2 separate regions of the Mus musculus genome follow, and region 1 is linked to region 2. The links are chromatin loops, found by intact Hi-C in ENCODE. Cell type or tissue: gastrocnemius. All regions are shown on one strand.

What was found. Peaks named below come from ENCODE experiments on the same cell type or tissue, not always from the same donor. Only the 100,000 strongest peaks of a DNase experiment are listed, where the experiment ranks them.
Region 1: a loop joins it to region 2, with 2.9 times the contacts of the local background. A loop is called at or near these places in 2 of 42 quality-filtered maps.

What each region holds. Positions count from the first base shown.
Region 1 is chr11:104,458,679-104,463,678 of GRCm38, forward strand. It overlaps a transcript of Kansl1 not described here. Among named protein-coding and RNA genes, the nearest start is that of Kansl1, 19 kb to the left of the region's middle. In gastrocnemius, CTCF peaks have their summits at 13 (motif pointing left) and 3,072 (motif pointing left); a DNase peak (open chromatin) is centred at 3,070.
Region 2 is chr11:104,228,926-104,233,925 of GRCm38, forward strand. It overlaps Mapt (microtubule-associated protein tau), which reads left to right and starts at 2,511. Exons shown (of 12, transcript NM_001038609.2): 1 at 2,511-2,682. In gastrocnemius, CTCF peaks have their summits at 842, 1,726, 2,436 (motif pointing left) and 3,582; DNase peaks (open chromatin) are centred at 1,681, 2,370, 2,462, 3,408 and 2 more places; H3K4me3 peaks cover 3,521 bases; H3K27ac peaks cover 3,973 bases.

The DNA.
Region 1 (5,000 bases), 230 kb after region 2:
GATGCCCTCTTCTGGTGTATCTGAAGACAGCGACAATGTACTCACAAAAAGTAATATAATAATTCTTTAAAAAAAAAAATCTGTGGAATGGATTATCACCAAAAGGCATGTGGAACTAAAAACAGATTTCAAAAAATGCTTGTATCTATTGATAAATTCACCCTGGGTCATCTTATAGGATAGAAATAATTTCTAGAAGCACTAAGTTTCTAAGAGTAGCTCATTTTTCAGGTCAACGAAACAAAACTTCACCTCAACATTCATTAATGCCAATCCAGACAGATGAATTGCCAACTCAATGAAACGTCTAGTTATATGACAATGGATTGTCAGAAAATTGGTTCTCTCTTTCCAAAAACAAGTAAGTTCTTGACAAAGTTTCTTCCATTCTTTCTACCTATCTTTATATGTTATTTTAGTTAAGGTTTTACTGCTGTAAACAAACACCATGACCAAGGCAAGTCTTATAAGGACAGCATTTAATTGGGGCTAGCTTACAGGTTCAGAGGTTCAGTCCATTATCATTAAGGCAGGAGTACGGCAGCATCTATAGGCTTAAGCTTGGCTGTCCTGGAACTTGCTCTGTAGATTGACCTTGAACCCAAAGGTCTGAAGACTCTGTCTTCTGAATGCTGGAGTTAAAGGACTTGAGCTTTCTTCACCTACAACTTACTCTGTCCCAAGTTGGCCTAGAACACAGAGATCTGCTTGCCTCAGTCTCCTGGGATTAAAGGTGTGTGCATACCATCTTGCCTGGGCTTCAGCTTTTCATGGCCACTATGCCTCAAGATCTGAGTCACAAGTATGCCCTCCATTTCTGGATTGTAGTTCATTCCAGATTAAAAGTCCAAACTATTTCTTATTCAACTGCAAATGCAATCAGTAAATTTAGCTGGGTGAGATCTTGCTCTGAGATCAACACTCCCTTAATCTCTTTATCTCTTTGAACACAGGATTCAGCTCTATGTTACTTCTTGGTGCCTCTTTAATACTTAAACCATATATTTTATATTTTTTCTTTCTCAGCTTGCTCCTTTTCATTAAACTGCTCTTCATAAGAGGGAACTTTAGTAACCACACAAAAAAATTTATACCAGGCCAGGCTTGGTGGCACACACCTTTAATCCCAGCACTTGGGAGGCAGAGGCAGGCGAATTACTGAGTTCAAGGCCAGCGGTCTACAAAGTGAGTTCCAGGACAGCCAGGGCTACACAGAGAAACCCTGGGGGGAAGGGGGGGGGCTTCCTTTTTCAAAGCAATGAATCTAAATCTCTTCACTTTAGGCAGACTCTTAAGATAATGGCTAAAAGCAGCCATTCTTTACCAAAATACCACAAAACAGTCTTTACATCACATACTGATCTTGGGCCAGATCTGCACAAATAAAATCATGGTCAGGCCTATCACAGCAATACTCCAGTCCCTGGTACCAACTTCTGTCTTAGTCAATGTTCTATTACTGTGAAGAAATATCATGACTAAGACAACTCTTATAAGGACAACATTTAATTGGGACTGGCTTATATGTTATCATCAAGGCAGTAGCATGGCACCATCCAGGCAGGCATGGTGCAGGAGGAGCTGAGAGTTCTACATTTTCATCTGAAGGCCAATAGTTCTCCTATCTTCTGGGCAGCTAGGATAAGCTTAAAGCCCATGCCCACAGTCACACACCTACTCCAACAAGGCTATACCACCTAATAGTGCCACTCCCTGGGCCAAGAATATACAAACCATCACATATGTATAAGAAATACATATTCTTCTATTTCATACTTAGAATCTTTTATGTAGCTGTAGAATTCTCAAGCTCTGGAATCCTGAAATTCTCAAGGCATTAAAAAAATCCTCAAAAAAGCAAACATGAAGATGAACAGCTGTAATCCCAGCACTTGGGGGAGGGGGGAGGGGACGGTGCCACAAGCAAAATCATCAAGCCCTACCTCGTTTATTCAGAGTTCTAGGCAGTCCAAGACCACATAGTATAAAATTGTCTCAAGAAAAAAAAAATCAAACAATATTCAAGAGATAGACGTCTCAGCAGTTAAGAAGTTGTGCTTATGCTTGCAGGGGATGCAGCATCCACACGGTACCCCACAACTATCTGTAACTCTAGTTTCTGAGGATCCAACACCTTCTGCTGACCTCTGGGGCACTCAGTATGGTGGTCATATACTTACAAGCAAGCAAAAGATTCATACTCAAGAAAAATAAACACACCTAAAATATTGCTTTAATCGTCAAAAAAAAAATTTTTTTTCAGCAAGGCCTGTTAGCTCATGCCTTCAATTTCAAGCACTCAGAAGGTAGAGACAGGTAGATTTCTGTGAGTTCCAGAATAGCCAAAGCTACGAAGTAAAACTGTATCTCTAATTAATTAATTAATTAATTAATTTCAGCAGGGAGTGGTAGAGCATGCCTTTAATCTCAGGACTTGGAAGGCAAACGCAAACACATCTCTGTGAGTTCAAGGCCAGTATGGTCAATATAGTGTGGAGGGATGGCTAATCAATCAGTTAACAGTGTTTGCTGCTTTTCCAAAGGACTAAAGTTCAGTTCTAAGCACCTTCTTCAAATGGCTTACCACCACCTATTCAATTTCAGCACAGTCAATGCCCTCTTCTGCTCTCCTTGGACACTGCACACATATGACATACATAAATAAAAATAAATCTTTAAAAGTAAATAAATATCCCTGTATTCAATTCACAGCACCAAAGGTCTACAACAATACAGTAGTTCTGCAGCCTGAGTGTTTTCACTACCCATGTATTCAAGACATTAAAAATACTTACTCTTGCCAGGTTGTAGTGGCACACACCTTTAGACCAGCACTGGGGAGGCAGAGACACACTAATTTGAGTTTAAGGCCAGCCTATGACAGTTCATTTGGCAATTTAATAAATGAAATCATTAACTTTGCATACCTTTGATTAGTTATCAAAATAAAAATGCTTTTCATGTGTTTATATTTTCTTTTTTGTGAACTTTCATTATGTTCTTTGTCAATAAAGCTTTTTTCTCTTGAGAAAAATCAATTGGGATAAAGCCACATAAGCAACTTTGGCTCCCCCTGCTGGTCAAATATAGCCATAATCAAGAGGTAGATAGACTGGACACAACTATTGCTACAAACAACATATACACAGATAAGGGAAAGCTGTTTCTAAACTTATACTTAACATGTTCTAGAAAAAAGAAGGGAAAAAAATCACTCCTTACTATGAAAGAACAAATTTAGCAGTTCCCTACTAAATACATTGATTGGCTGGTACATTTCAGGTCCACATTATTAATGTCTCTCTATTTTAATAATATGAAACCATTCTGGTTACCTTTTGAAATTGACTGAATTGTCATCAAAAGCAAGTATATAAGGAGAAGTTAAGATATAACTCAACGATGGAGTGTATGCCAGCATAGTAAGGTCATAGGTTCAATAGGGGAGAAAAATATAAAGGAGAGGGGTGGAGTGCTTCCCTAATACAAATTAGGTCCTTGGTTTGGTCCTCAACACCACAAGAATGTAACTATAACTACTGCCTACCCTCATTCCAAACCTGCTTACACTTATCAAACCAGACTCTGTTTATTTTCAAAGAGTAAGACTAAGACTGGCAAATAGATATAACAATTCTGCTTTTCCACTGATCCTTTCCTAAAGATGCAGATTTCATTGTGTTTTGGGAGACTGAAGTGAGAGGATCACCACAAATTAAGGGACCAGATGAGCTACAGCGTGAAATCAAGCCAACATTGGGCTACAGAGTAAGACTGTCTCAAAAACTATAAAGAGTTAAGTTCTAAGTCTGGCAATGTCCTTAGGCAATCCATTTTAAACACATTCCAAATACTAAATATAAGAAATGAAAATTTTAAAAATAAAAATAAGATAAGATAAAATAACAAGAAACAGCTTTTGATCCCAGAAAACTTAGGAGATTCACAAAGTGCAAGAGAAGCGAACTAGTGGCCACTCAATATTAGATGTCCTAGGCTTGAACACCCAGAGCAAGCACTACAGGCAACACACACACTGAGGACCAGAGGTCCACAGGATACATCCAGTGGTACTTTCTGTTGCTGTTAATATTATGGTGATAACTGTTACTAAGAAATAGAAGACAGGGCTGGTGAGATGGCTCAGTGGATAAAGAGCACTGACTGTTCTTCCAACCGTCCTGAGTTCAAATCCCAGCAACTACATGGTGGCTCACAACCACCCGTAATGAGATCTGACGCCCTCTTCTGGTGTCTGAAGACAGCTACAGTGTACTTATATATAACAATAAATAAACATCTAAAAAAAAAAAAAAAAGAAAGAAAGAAAGAAATAGAAGACAGCTAGAGAGATGGCTCAGTGGTTAAGAACAATTTTTGTTCTTCCAGAGATCCATTTAGTTAACACTCACTATGCACATCTCATAGAGCTCACTCCAGTTCTTCAAAGGACCTGATGCCGTCTTCTGGCCTCCATTCACACACAAGGCATACATTCACACAGACACACACAAACATTAAAGATAAAGGGAAGAGGAATAAATTGCCAGAAGATAGTAAAGGCCCTTTAAAAAAGATAACAGCCTGTTTGAAGGCCCAGAGGGCAGGTACAGAGTACACAAAGGAAGCTGTTGAAACAACTGGAGCCAGGCAATCAGAGCATCAGCACTTGGCTAAAGCAACCAAAGTGTACCTCAAAAGCTGAAAGCCACAGGGAAAAAAAGGACATAATCATTCATAAGATCTACATTTACAAGAAGCTTGGAAGATAGACGGTAAAGAGAATAATGAGGTGACTCAAATGTCATGCAGGCAAAAAGGTGATGCTCTGAACTCAGAAGGGAGAAATGAAAATGAGCAGGAAACCATTTATAAACAACGGTAGTAGGCTGAAAAGATGGCTCAGCAGGTAAAGGTGTCTGCTGCAAAGGCTGACATCCTGGGTTCAATCAAGGAGACCCACATGGTGGAAATAGAGAACTGACTGATCCCTAAAAGTT
Region 2 (5,000 bases):
AACAACCAGCTCCCAAAATCTTTGGCGGCTCCTGCAATAAATTAAATTTTTCCCTCATGGTGTATATACTTCCTTAAGCCTTTTACTCCAGAATCTGGGCTTCGGGAGCAGCACATGGCAGTATGTCTTTCTGGTAGTGGAAAGCAGAGTCAAAGATACAAACTTGCAATGTCTTAAGTTTCTGTTTGGACATGTGTGCATCACATAGCTGGTATCAGGCAAGGGTGCTCAATACCCACACAGGGTAAAGACAACTATTGGAGACAATAATAAGGTGCCAACATGGAAAGATAAATATAAACTCTTCTCCTCTCCTCAGGAATAATATAGCTAAGTGCCTTGTAGAGACTGGAAATATCAGTTCTACTTGCAGTGAGCGGAGAAGGCTTTGGTAAAGTCTAACCTTGAGTTTGAAGCTTAGGTAGGGTATTCATGGGCAGGACTAAGAGCCAGGACCTTGTAGGCAAAGGGAAGCCCCAGAGTACAAAGGTGGAAAGGAGATTTAGTGGAGTGGCCTCAGTGGCCTCAGTCACAGAGCAGAATGGAGGGGAGGTCTGATCAAGGCAGGAGGACCAGATGCTAGGCCAAAGAGTTTAAGTGCACCTGTTGAAAGCCGGTAGACATCTTTGAGCAAGAGACTGCCGTGACTGAAAGGACTATGTCTGAAAATTGATCTGACCAGGAGCACAGCTGGCCTGAAAGAGGAGCAGGAAGACTACTAAGTTCCTAGATGTCCAGAACCGATGCAGAAGTCTTGAAGCAGGCATGCTGTTTGTGGTTAGAAGAATAGCAAGGCAAGACCTAGAAATTCAGAGCCTCTGTGGCTGGTGAGATAGCAAGCGTTCAATTCTCAGCAACCACATGGTGGCTCACAACCATCTGTAATGGGATCCGATACCCTCTCTGGTATGTGTGAAGACAGCTACAGCGTACTTGTATACATAAAATAAATAAGTAATTCTTTTAAAAAGAAAGTAAAAAGAAATTAGCCCCATTTGCGTCATTCCAGAATAATTCAGTAATTAAGCTCATATGGGAAAAAATGTTTGTGGTGCTAGAAAACTGAACCCAAAGTTATCTCAAAATTTTATTTTGGGGGCTGGAGAGGTGGCTCAGGGGTTAAGAGCACTGACTGCTCTTCTGAAGGTCCTGAGTTCAGATCCCAGCAACCACATGGTGGCTCACAACCATCCACCCCCCCAGCCCAGAAGTGTGTTTGTTTGTTTGTTTGTTGACTCACTTTCACCCTGTAATACAATTCAGGCTGGCTTGGATTCTGCTATATAGCCCAGGCTGATCTTGAACAAGTCTCAGCCTATCTGAATGCTGGGATTACAGATGTGAGCCAACACACCGAGCAGGTACAACGTTGGAGTTTTAGAAACAACTGCTGGGATAGCAGTGCACACCTTTAATCTCAGCACTCTAGAGGCAGAGGCAGGCAGGGGATCTCTGTGAGCTCCAAGCCAGCCAGGGCAACATAGTGAGAACCTGCCTTGAAAAATAAAGAAAAAACGGCATGCAAATGAAAGCTTCAAGACAAGTTTTCGCCTCTTTGGCAAGAAGTAGGTGCCTGTCTCTCTTCCTTGCATTTGAACAGGCTCCAGCTGTCCAAGAGAATTGAGCTTTGGGGAGGTAAGATATTAAGCTAAAGCCACAGCCCACGCCTACGTAGCTGGAAGGAGAACTAATGACCAATTTCAACCGGAAGCTTGACATCCAGCAGGTGGCCATCTCCAGCAGGCACCTTAAAAATTCAGCTCTCACGCTGTACAAAGGTGTTTCAATAAACGAGATAAAAATAACTCTGTGAAAATGCCTTGCAGTGTGTGTGGTAAGCATCATTAGAACTTACCTATTTAAAGATTTTTCTTCGCTAGGGTCACAGTCAAGATACCTAATGGGTTTGAATGCTCCTTGATTTAAAAACAATTGTTTTTCCACGAAAACGCTAAAGTGTATTACGGTCAAGTTAATCTGTTTCGAGAAGATTTGTCAAGGAAATCATTCACTTTGGCCATTAACAAAAACAGGTGGAAAGAAAGCAAGCGAACAGCTGGCCCTGGAAATAGAAAGTGCGCTCTATCTGGAGGGCCACATTTTAGGAGACTCGGGGAGCCTGTAGCACTTGGGGTTCACGGTGTACCGCCTGGAGAGCCAGCGAGGGTGAACTGAAAAGCGGACGATGACCGACACACCGCTCTGCCTGGACCCCGCGGGGACCGAGGGAGGGGACCCCTGGACTAGACAAAGGCTGCAGCCCCGGGAGGCCGGGTGCGCGTGCGCCACGGAATGCGCGTGCGCGCGGCGGTCAGCACCGCGGCCCGAGGCGTGGCGGGACCCGGGGAGGGAAGCGCGGAGAGGGGCGAGCCGAGCGGCGCGGAGAGAGGAGGGTTGAGGGGCGCTCGCGTGCGCCCCCTAGCGGTCGGAAGGGGAGGTGCCCGCCCAGGCCTCGCTGCCCGCCCCTCCCCTAGGGAGGTTCGCGCTCCCGTGGCTCGCGCCTGCGCTGCCCGCCGGCCTCCAGAACGCGCTTTCTCGGCCGCGCGCGCTCTCAGTCTCCGCCACCCACCAGCTCCAGCACCAGCAGCAGCGCCGCCGCCACCGCCCACCTTCTGCCGCCGCCGCCACAACCACCTTCTCCTCCGCTGTCCTCTTCTGTCCTCGCCTTCTGTCGATTATCAGGTAAGCGCCGCAGCTCTGAAATCCAGTCCCCTCTGGCCCTGTGCGCCGTCCTCCTGCCACCCCTCGCCCCAGAGATGGATTTAGGGAGCTGGGCATCAATCAGGCGCAACGGCGGGGGCCTCTCTGCGCCCTAGGCGCTGGGGAGCTGGGAAGGAACGCGTGCAAGAGATGCACGCACGCGAGCGAATGCGTGTATCTATGAGTGCTGGGGTCCCCACTATCGGCTCCGCGCAAATGAGGGGGGCTGTGCCCGCAGGGTGGGGCGCGGATGACGGTGACCTAGGGAAGGGGTTGTTCTGTAATCTGGATCTCAGCCTTTTGCCGCAATGGGCGTGGGTCTGTGAGTGTGCATGGGGGTCCAACGACGACCCCCGAAACAGAACCTGAAATCGGATTTCTCTGCTCCTGATTGCCATCAGCCCTAAGGAAGGTGTGGATCGGGTTCTAGAAAAGATGACTGCCTTCATGTCTCTCCACCTCCCTGACAGCGATTCTGACACGGCCTTCACTGGCCCTGATTTAAGGCGGTGGCCCGCCCCCTCCCCTTTTCCTCCTTCAGAAGCCGGCAGGGGACATTTGGGGGCTGGGAGGAATCCGGAGGATGGGGAGGGGTCCAGGCGCTGTCACGTTAGTCGCCCTTCCCCCTGCGCGCGCTTGGTACAGTGACAGGGGCAGCGCCGTGCCCGAGAGAAGGTAGTGCGCGGATCCCAATGTGGGAGCTCGAAGAGTCAGGGGTCACCTGGCCTCGCGGTGTCAGCGGGCTGGCTGGCAGCGGCTCCCCGCTCGAGGGCGCGCAGCGTTGCAGCCAGGCACAGACCCACGCGAGGGCTGCAGGTGCATTTCGGGGCGCGTTTCTTTCTCTGCGTTCTGCGCCGGGCTCCCGGCATGTGCGCTCCCTGCCGGAGGCGCGGGCTGGCGCGCAGGGCTCGCCCCTCACTGCGGCAGTGGGTGTGGACCTGGGTGGGCGAGGAGGGGGGAGTACGATGTGTCTCCTCCCGCTGCCACCCCTCTCCGTTTTTTCCCCCCTCTCTGAACGCGAGGTGCCATCTTTTTGCGGCGAGTCACGTCTCTATCGTAGCATGCCAAGAGCTGTGGCCAGGCTTTGGAGGACCCGGCTTGGACCCATGTTAAAGAACAGGGGGTGATGAACACGGAAGCCTTGGCGTTTTGCCTCTGCAGCGGTGCGCACCAGAGCGTTCACCTGAGGTCGTCTAGGGGAGCTCGCTGCTTTGTTCGTCGTGTGATTTAGGATCTGCGCTCCCAGCCCTGGTTTTTTGGGGGAGTGTGCGGGGGGAGGCGGGAAGCTTTCATTCGACGAGGATATTTGCCTACGCACTCGGAGCAGCTCCATCCTTTTTTCGCCACTCTTTTCAGACCCTTTGTTGGATCTACAGACTTGCGGCAGCCCACTCCCCAGTTCGACCCAGAGCCACATGGGTGGGATTCGAGATAGACTCTCGTGTGCAGGAGCCCTCAGAGGAAGCACATCCCTCCCCACACCCAGGCCATCCTGAGGACCACACCCCACTTGTGTTTCACTGCTAGGGGAGCCAGATAACCCTCGGGAATGGGGAGATTCGGCAAGCTCAACTCCGCATCCCCACCACCACCACCACCGTTGAACCCTGTTGCCTCTCCCGGTGGGAGAGTGTGAGGAGAGGGTATGAGATCCCCTGGGATACTGCGGCCACACCCATCCCTCCCAACCCAAGGAGAGAGGGTTAAGGGTTGCCATAGGAACCACACCAGCCAGAGGAGGAACCTCTGGGCGTTACCTCACCCCCTACCTCCCACCCCCTACCTCCCACCCCCCCCCTTACTCCGCGGAGATTTAGAATCCTGGGGTAGTCTGATAGTGCCTGGAAGACACGAGGAAGGGGCCCCTCATCCCTGATGCGAGCATCATTCTCTTGGCACTGGCAACCATAGCCATCCAGAGAGAGAGAGAGAGAGATGCCTCTAATGTATTTTATTATAAGCGTGCTGACTGATATTATTTTATTAATATCATTTAAATGAGGGACTTTCATTTTTAAAAAAATCCACATCTACAACAGCCCTTGAAACCAGAGAGGGATAGAAAGCTAAGAGGTCCCAGCCTCCCCACCGTACAGTAAGCTCGGTCTTCGAGGTTTTCTGGTTAATTTTACCGCTGAATACTGGTGCGGGTAAGCAGTTTTGAGACCGATGGATGAGCTTCTTAAGGGCCGAATTGCCCACGTCGACTGCTCACTCAGATTGATGTAGGCTGGGGGTGGAACGCCCTCTCCCGATCAAACCGCGGCCTGAGGCTGTGGCATCGTGGCCGGGCCCGCCTG